2 separate regions of the Homo sapiens genome follow, and region 2 is linked to region 1. Evidence: chromatin contacts called from ENCODE Hi-C data. All regions are on one chromosome and are shown on one strand. Each heading gives the region's core, a stretch centred on a gene start or an enhancer-like site at or near the end of the contact. The rest is flanking DNA. Distances are from core to core; before and after follow the strand shown.

What was found. Hi-C counts contacts between places; a loop is a spot of excess contacts on that map. Pooled maps may share reads with other maps.
Region 2: a map of GM12878 shows a loop between it and region 1 (2.1-fold over the local background). The contact joins two enhancer-like sites. A Hi-C loop is called at or near these places in 1 of 168 maps with a recorded cell type or tissue (GM12878), 10 of 37 single-sample maps with no recorded cell type and 6 of 50 pooled maps.

What each region holds. Positions count from the first base shown.
Region 1 is chr14:68,208,050-68,212,945 of GRCh38, forward strand. All of the region lies in intron 7 of RAD51B (RAD51 paralog B), which reads left to right. Among named protein-coding and RNA genes, the nearest start is that of RAD51B, 390 kb to the left of the region's middle. RefSeq lists enhancers at 2,510-2,709, 2,880-3,159. Within about 2 kb of position 2,907, at least 16 of the 41 ENCODE cell types and tissues checked have a DNase peak (open chromatin) inside an H3K27ac peak, as active enhancers do.
Region 2 is chr14:68,082,104-68,086,999 of GRCh38, forward strand. The region is part of intron 7 of RAD51B (RAD51 paralog B); the gene reads left to right. Among named protein-coding and RNA genes, the nearest start is that of RAD51B, 260 kb to the left of the region's middle. RefSeq lists an enhancer at 4,155-4,705. Within about 2 kb of position 2,333, at least 4 of the 41 ENCODE cell types and tissues checked have a DNase peak (open chromatin) inside an H3K27ac peak, as active enhancers do.

The DNA.
Region 1 (4,896 bases), core at 1,657-4,156:
TTTTAGGGAAACTCATGTTTTTCTTTAAAAGTTCAGCTAGCATTTGGAATCGATATACAGTATAATATTTAAAAAAAAAAACAACATATTTCCTCATCCCCCAAGAGGTTTCTTAAAATAGCATGTAATCTTACCTACAGTGGGAAAAGCCTCAAATTTTATAAATTGGGTTGGATCTAACCCAGATTACCTGACCAAGAGAGTCCCCAAGAAAAACAAGGTGTGGTAAAGGTTATAGTAATGGTAATTAAGAAAGTTGTGTTGTGCCTGCTGGGCCTCACTAAAAGCAATGACCCAGCCTGTGGCTACTGGCATCATTTTGACTGCTGAGACATGCTTTCTTTTGGAGAGAAGTCCAAACCAAATCTTTGCCCACTTTGAAAGCCAAGATATTCTCATTCCTTTCAGCCACAGAAAGGGCTGGTTTTTCTAACAGGATCATGTCCGTGTGACCTTCTGATGTATCAACTTGTTTTCTATGCAGTATATAAACAATAAAGGGTTTAATTTTAGTTGCTTTTCTTCACAGAGTCATGGAATATTACAAATGTTAGAAGCTAGAGAGGATCTTTGAGGTTATCTGCTTTAAGCCCCTTGCTTTCCACAGGAAAACACCAAGGCTCAGAGAGATAAAATGTGTCCATGCTGGACACAGCTGGAAAATGATAGAGCTTGAACTCAGGTTAACTGACCCTCCATGCAGGTCTGTGGCTGCACCATACATTACAGCATCTCTATTCAACAGTAAAACTCATTGGGGTTATATATTATACCCTAGTGGATATTACATCTGTGGGATGACAAGCTGCATTATGATAGAGTTGCACTGTGCTCAGCAGCAGTTGAGTAGCCAGCACCCACAGGCAACCTCTATGGGCAATCTGAAAGTGAAATCTTTACTGAATTGAATGGAATCTGTGGAGATCTTCGATAGTCTTCCCTTGAGGTGAAATCTTGTTTTGTTGAGTGGTTTAAGATGTTTTCTAGGGTGTAGCACTTTGCAGAAGTGCTTTCCTCTTTCATGATAGGTGACCCAGTTTGGAGATCAGGAAGATTTTGTCATCCTTCACATTGCAAGACTTGAAGACTTGCAACTCAAAATGGTATATTTTTTTCTTTTCTTCCAATAGAGAACAATTCCACTCTAGCACTCAAGTATCTAATACTTTTGGGACATGTTGAAACTGTTTCCATTTCATCTGATTTCACTCAGCAATTATTTATAGAACTCTCTGTGAGGTAGGCACCATGCTAAGTATCCTGAGGCTGACAAAGACATCCTTTCTAAGTTGAGGCAGTGACAGAGGGCACAGCAGCCATTGCTAATTGTCCTTGCTGCAGCCTTGTTGGGTGACACCTCTGGCTTCCAGGGCCTCATATTTTCACAGCTTCACTGATAACTCTCTGAGAGGAATTGTCCCTCCCACTAAGATTCCCTTCTAGAAGATGAGTTTTTCCATGAGCATTTTAAAATTTTCTTTGTTGCCTTGTTCATTTTTTTTTCCAACATTTAAAAGAGCAGAAGTGAGGGCGAAGAGAAAGGAGAATATTTAGATCTGAAAAATGCACCAGTCCACTTTTAATCTACTTTTGGGAAGATGATTGTAAGATATTCTGTACCCACTTAGGGATCTCCTGCCCTTCGGATACACATGCCTTAACTACCATCTTGCTAGAATAGAAGGTCCTGTGTTTAGGCATCAAAGAAAGGAATTGCACTGAGAAATTTTAGTGATAATTCTTTTATTGTAATCGTGATTTTCTTCCTCCTGCTAATCTTTTTAAGTGGTATTAAAGGAAGCTTCTTGCCAGGCAGTAATATTCCTCCATGAGCACACGATCTTTTTCCTTATTTGGCACTGGAATTTCATCAGGCTGTATTAGTCTGAGCGAAACATACTCTAGGAATACCTTTTTTTTTTTTTTTTGAGACAGAGTCTTACTCTGTCACCCAGGCTGGAGTGCAGTGGCGCCATCTCAGCTCACTGCAACCTCCGCCACCCGGGTTCAAGTGATTTTCCTGCCTCAGCCTCCTGAGGAGCTAGGACAACAGGCGTACGCCACCATGCCCAGCTAATTTTTGTATTTTTAGTAGAGACAGGATTTCACCATGTTGGCCAGGCTGGTCTCTAACTCCTGACCTGAGGTAATCACCTGCCTCAGCCTCCCAAAGTGCTAGGATTACAGGTGTGAGCCACCGCACCCAGCCAGGAATATCTTTAGAATAGTTCTATAGTTAGGAACGTTGAGACCAGGTAACAAGGGATTTATTCAATGGGATGACAATTTTTATACACCATGCCTGAAGCAAATAAAGGTGATCAGTATTTATATTGCAGTATTCAAATACTCTGGAGCCAAATAGATAGGACTACCTTAAAAATGTTCTTGTACATGTGGGTTTGATCTTAAAGATATTAGGGATGGTAACATACCATTCTATGTATATACATGACCAGGCCTTAGGTTACTTAAGGGTGATGGAATGACCATTGTGTGTGTCTTGTGTCTTGGTGGCCTTCAGTGAATTCTGCATGAGCTCTAGTAGTAACTGCCACTGCTGTAGTATCATGGAAAAAACACTGAACTTAAAATAGTTTTCTTACCTGTAACAAAATGGACAACAATCTCACAGAGTTTGTGTGAGAATTAAAGGAGAAAATACTTGGGAAGAAGTGCTTTGAAATCTCCATTGCACTCTGCAAAAGCAAGGAAATGCGCTTGTGATCAGTATCATGTTGACGTGGAGTGAGTTACTCCCCAGCTGTTCACGATATGGTCGCCCACAAAGAGCAAGTAGGTCACTTCACCAAACAGAATTCTGTATGTATTACAGAAACTCCCAGGCTGAGTCACCAAGTAAAATGAAGGGCAGTGTGCTCTATTTAAAATGTTCATTTCATTTTCGCATTCCATTCTTTACTAACAGAATGGTTTCACTTCATTTCCAGTCACTTTCATTTTCAGGTTGTCAAGCTTCACTTAGTGTCAGTTGTGTTCCCACACTCAAACATGTGCCTTGTCTTCCTTGATCTTCTCTCTGAGGATGTTTCTCTGACTAATGTGCTGTGGTCAGAACAAGAGCATTGCCACATGGTGCATTTCCTAGGTAGGCATGTCTAAAATCATTAAGTGGCCTAGCTCAGAACATTCTTTGTGACCCTTTCCCCTCCCCACCCAGTGCCTAGTGACTGATTTATCTGAATATAAGGCTACTTCCACTTTTAGTTCAAGGGCCTTGCTCCCTGCCTGCAAGAATCTCTCTAATCACATTGCCCTCCCTCCACCCGCTTTCCCCATTGAAACCAATGTTTGGAGAAGATAGAAGAATGAAAAGAACATCTCAGGTCCTGTTTTTGTACCACCTTCACTATTGTAGCACCTCTTTTGTGTTGCCAACTGAATATGGTATACATGGCTTTAAGGGGGAAAAAAGAAAAATAAAACATAAGAAAGTAGGAGAGCTCCTAGCTTTCTTAAATGAATTAAAGGCCTTAGGCCAGAGTGAATTATATTATAGATTGTAGACTAGATATGGTGGGGAAGGTTACTCAACAACTTGGTTGGGAAATAAATTAATATATAAAACCATCAGATATCAGAGCATAGTTGTGGAAAGTCACCTAAGGAAAGTCATTGTCTCTAGGCCAAAGACTGGCCTAGACGTAAGTAATGCACCAGTGTGTCAGAAAGGGGGTTGGTCGACATCAGAAGCACCCAGAGGCAAACACTGGTTGTGCCCTGTACCCACAGTAACTGTCCATAGAAATGTGAATGTTGGTAGTCTTCAAAGTTTCAGTGTCACTGGCAAGTCCTTCTTTGTTGGAAATTCAATTTAACATTCAAGTTCTATAGCAAATGCCTCCTATTATGATGTCTTGTGTTTACAGTTTGCCTCTGTAAGTAGAACCCTCTAAAGGGAAAAATGCTCTGGTCAGATTGTTATGGTCTGTATGACAGATACATAACTGTTGTAAATCAACACATTGGCATTCTCGTTTGCTCCACCAGTTTGTTGTGAACTTCGTCAGGGGAAGGCATCATGCCTAAGTCTATTCAACTCTGGGATACTGACAAGGTCAAATTTCTGTGCCTGCAAGGCTGGGACTGGACCCAAGCTGTACAGTTCATACAATGAAATAGTGCCATTTAGTAAAAAAGGGAGATAATATGGCACTTGGTTGGAAGTTTGGCTCTAGAATCTGATTGAACTGGGTTTGAATACTAGGTCAGCCACTTACATGCTGTATGACCTAAGACCCCGCTCTAAAAAGGATATTATCTTTACACTGACCTCAGAGGGCTGTTTTGAGAATTAAATTAGACAATCCATGTAAAATACTTGACTCAGAGCCTTACATAGAGCTGTTAGCAGCAGCAACAACAGCAGCACCAGCAGCAAGGTAAATACCACCATGTGTGTCCTTTGGGTGGTCAGCAGTTTGCTGAACAATTTGGACTGGTTTAGAACCCTCCTAACTCACTACTGGGGACTTTCCATTGGAACCACAGCACTGGGTAGTGACAGAATTTGCCAGTGTAATCACATCATTTATGAGAAATGATAGCAATAGGGTTTGGTGTCATAGTAATGGAAAATGGCACTGGACACTATCCTAATTTTGAAGAAATGGAGTGAAGAAGAAGACATGTTCCAGAATGCACAGGACATTGATCTTCAGCAAATTTTTAGAGTGGATTACTGAATGATTACGTGTGAGAAAAATGTGATTATTAGGAGTCAATATGAGCTCATTGAAAACAAAACATTCCTATTTCTAACATCCTTAAAGTCTTTCACAGTTCATCTTATTGGTTATGGAAATGTCAAGGGATAGATTTTTATTTCTGGGAGGAGTTTGGCTAAGATTTTTATGATACTCTTGTTGTCTTGTT
Region 2 (4,896 bases), core at 1,083-3,582, 130 kb before region 1:
GTGCATGCCACCATACCTGGCTAATTCTTTGTGGTTTTATTAGAGATGGGGTTTCACCATGTTAGCCAGGATGGTCTCGATCTCCTGACCTCGTGATCTGCCTGCCTCGGCCTCCCAAAGTGCTGGGATTATAGATGTGAGCCACTGCGCCCGGCCGCAAATAATATTTCTTAATTTCAGTTGCATTTATTTTTAAATAGGAAATACATTCACCTGGTTCAGAATTTCAGAGGTTACAGAGCTGTACGTAGGAAGAAGTTTTGTTTTCTCCCAATTCCGCAAGCCATCTGATTAGCCCCCTTGAAGGTAGCTCAAGTTACTAGTTTCTTTTATTTCCTTCCATAAATATTTGATATGCATAGGAGAAAGATATATATATATATATGTATTTATGTATGTATGTATGTATGTATATGTATGTGAGAATGAATGGATAAATAAGCATTCCTCTTTCATACAGTTACTTGCTTACCATACCTGCTGTTCTATACCTTGCTTAATTTCACTTAACACTATGTCTTGGAATTCATTCCATGTTAGTACATAAAATGCTGCTTTTTTCTTTCTTGTGGTTTTGTGGTATCTATTGTATAGCTGTATTATAATTTTTTTTTAACTAGGTCCTTACTGATGGACATTTATGTTGTTGCCAGTCTTTTCATTACAATGACTAATGTTGTTTTCTTAGTTTTCACTTTTCAATTCATTTCCTAATTTAGTCTGAGCCTACATATTAGTGCCAAGAACTGAGGTATTTATTGTGTTCTGACACATCTGAGGTATTTGCATATAGACATCTGGGTACATATGCACACTGCTGAACTGTCTAATAATAGTCTCTTTCCCCAGGACACTCTCCTAAGGTAAAACCTATATATTGGAATTCTTATGCTGTACATATATGCTGGATCACAACTCTTACTGTCAGACTAGAGAGTTTCAACTTTTAACCTGTGATTTCAGTTATTGTGACATATCCTATGTTTCAATTAGAAGAGACAAACTTTATTTGGTGAGATTCAAATAGCGTTCATGAAAACGGTATCTTTTAATAAAGTGAGGTTAAAAAAATGGGAACCACCTAAGATCTTAGAGTGAGAGGAGTAGAGATTATGAAAGCAGTTTTACTTTTTGATTTTAGGGTCTTTCTATATAATTTCAGCCTGTATCAGATAATTCCGTTTAGGACACAGCTGGTACATTTAATGATCACAAACTCTGAAGGTAGTAACTGGATGCAATAATCACACAACAAAGTCATTGAGTAGGTTTGTTGACTTATGTCAGATTACTCTAAATCTTGATGATATTGCCTGGAGCACAAAAAAGGAATATTGTCACAGCAAGCAATGGAGGTTTTGATACTCGATCACTGGAGTATTCTTTTCCCCTAAATTTTGCGCTCGTTGTATCATAACTGCTGGTTTCTTAGCCTACTCTGATGTTGTGCAGAAAATTGTACAATACTTAAAAACGTGATATCTAGGAAAGAAAATTAGTAGAAAAAAGCCATTAGAACTGATATATATTAGCATTGGTTTGGTGGTTACTTATTAAAGATAAAAATGGAGAATATTTCATATTTCTTGATAGAAAAAAAGTAAGTTGCCATTCATGCAAGTAAATCATATTAATTTAGGTTTTTGGCATTTTTTTTGTTTTCTGAGAGAAACATGAAGAGTTCTGCTTATTTATTTTTTATCTTGAGAATGGGAACACATTAACAAGTACAAGCGACAATAAAACTTACTCCATAACTACATTATGAACTATATTAACTTACTCTACAACTCGATAACCAACATTATGGTTGGTTAAATAAAGAGAGTGAAAAAGACAGAGAGGGAACGTGAGAAAGAAACAATCTTTTTGTTTCCCAAAGCTGTAAGAAGCAATGATAAGACATTGAGTGTGTACGTGTGTGCATGTTGGGGTATTTTAGTATTGTGTTTATTTTTGTTGGGAGTGAGCAGAAAATGAAGCCTTCAGTAAAGAAATTAATAAATCTTATTAGAACTTGTTGTAAATATTTTTTAAATTCCTAAAGTTGGAACACTAAGGCATTATTTAAACTTTATCTCTGTTTTTTAAAATCTGAGAAACCCATTAACTTTTACCCTAGAAAATGGAAAGTGTCATATCTCATTTTACAGAGGAAGTTAACAGGTTTATTGTCTTGTTGTAACATCCTAATCCTGTGACATTTTGAAATAGTGCTTTTGGTAGTGCCTTGTTTTTGAAACTATAGACCTCTGGGGCACTATGGACATTTTGTACTAGATAATTCCTTGTCACTGGGGGCTGTTCTGTACATTGTAGGATATTTAGCAGCATCTCTGACTTCTACCCACTAGATGCCAGTAGCAGCACTCCCTTGGGGGACAAAATTGTCCCCAGTTCAGAACAACTGCTGTGGACATACATGGTGGTCCTACACAACTGGAGTTTAAATATGGATCCTGAACAGCTTTCATCAGTCTGATGCACTTCCCCAATATTTGTAATCATGAGGAGCAGAGCAAAACAAAGGCATAAATGTTGGGGTAATATTTTGTTTTCCAAAGACCACTGCTCAATTTGGGGGAAATTTTTGAAGAAACAGCAAAGGTAACCCTTGGAGTCTGGATTGGTTGGTTGGTTGATTGATTCATTCATTCAACAAAAATATATTGAACCCCTGCTATATATATGCCTGCCTCAATACTGATGACTTGTACGCTGCTGTGTGTGTCTTATGGCAGTATGTTAAAAAAAATCCGTGGATAATAAGTCTGATGGTAGACCAGTTAAGAAGCTGCTAGCTATAACATTGGTGAGAAATGATGGTTGCCTGGGTTTTGGTAGTGACAGTGGAATTATAAGAAATTTTATACAGAGATATTTAGAAGGTAAAACATTAGGATTTGGTGATTAACTGGAGAAAGGAAGGCGTCAAGAATAATTTCCAGGCTTTCATTAAGATGAGGACTAGAGTAGGAAAAACTGTCCTTTCTTTTGGAATAGGAGCAGATAATTGACTTCAGCTTTTGACATTTCCAATTGGAGCTGCCTTTGAGACATCCACAAGGAAGAGTTAGACAGTGAACTTGGGAAATAAATGGATTGTGTCTGTTTTGTTCCTTATTGTACCTCCTGTTCTTTAGACAGTGTCTGCATTTCTAGAGACACAGAGAGATTTAGGCTGGATGTATAGATTGGGTGTTCTTCAGGGTATATAGCTAGTTTAATTGAAATCAAGGAAGTAGATAACATTATCCAAGGAGAATGCATAGAGAAGAGGGCCTAGTATAGCAACCTTATGAGCAGCTTTTTCAAGGGACTGAAGAGAGGAGGGACTGGAGAAGTATGAGGAAAATCAGGAGTGTATAGTTAAGGAAGCCAAAGGAAGAGAGAGTTTGAAAAAGAAGGGAGTGTTTTATGGTTCTGAATTCAGCTAAGAGTTCAAGTAAAATACAAAAAGATTGTTTAAATTAAAAAAGCCATTGGATTTTGTAACTAAAAAGCATCAGTGGCCTTTTAGAAGCCTTTTTGGTAGTCTGGTAGTTTCAGGAGTTCAGTAAATTTGGTTAAAGAGTTAAGTGGGAGGTGATTGGATAGGATCATGGGAGGTGGGAGGTCATACTTTCATGCATTCTGGCTACAAAGAAGAGACTGAAGATGGTATGTGAAGGTGGTATTGAAATGGGAAAAGTTCCCTTGTCCCCCTTGCAGGGCGTGCCACAGTGGGGAGTGGCTCGCTTCTTCAGTGTCCTGCTGCTCAAACCTCTAGGGGAGGCTAGATGGGCAGGCTGTAGGGCTCTGACCCCATGGCAGCGTCTAGGGGTGAATGTTTACAGCTGAAGCCCCAGTGGGCGTGTGTCACAGAGTGCTCTTTTAGTTTTGCCGTCTGTAGGCGGCTTCTGTTAGCTCAGTTAGACTCCCTTCCTTATCTCAAGGACAGAGGGCTTTCTGTATCCTGGAGTTCTTGCCTTGGTGTAATGGAATAATTGAATCACTCGTGGGCTTGGAGAATGAGCGCAAGGTTTTGAGTGGAGGTAGCTCTCAGCAGATGGGGGAAGCCAGAAGGGGAATGGAGTGGGAAGTTTTTCCCCTGGAGTTGGGCCGCCCAGAGGCCGGGGCTCTCCAACGACTGCCCCAGCCAAACTCCGCGTTGTTGGCTTGCCGGTGTGCTGGTGCCTATTAGTGCGTTCCTCTCGCTGTCCAGCTGCCCGTGTGTTCCTCGGCTCGTGTGCTCCTCTCAACGTCCAGCCACCATGTGTCCGCCTGCTAGGGTCTCGGGGTTTTTATAGGCACAGGATGGGGGGCGTGATGGGCCAGGGCTGTATTGGGAAATACAACATTTGGGCACCAAGGCAGAAGTGCCTATACTCACCTAGGCCTGTGGGCCCAGGTCTGGGGGTAGAGCCCTCGCCAGGGACCACGCGCTCCCCTTCCCATCACTTCCCTGCCCCCTTTCTGTATGGGATGCAGGGAGGGCATGTGGGCTTGAGTATATTTAAATGCTGATAAGGAGTCAAGGATAGAGGTTGATACGAGAGTGGAGAAAATGGGGCAACTTGAGATGGGATGAATCCAAAGCACAGGGAGAATTAATCTTAGGATGGATACCCTCCAAAGTCAAGGGATGTTATTGGTGATGAGAAAGGCATATTCTGTTAGGATTAATTTCTAATATTGGGGGCTTCTTGAGGGAATAATACTTCTGGGGTTTCCTGAAAGTTCAGAATGGCAGGCATTAAAAGATGCCTGGGGCCAGGCGCGGTGGCTCATGACTGTCATCCCAGCACTTTGGGAGGCCAAGGTGGGTGGATCACCTGAGGTCAGGAGTTCGAGACCAGCCTGACCAACATGATGAAACCTCATCTCTACTAAAAATACAAAATTAGCTGGGTGTGG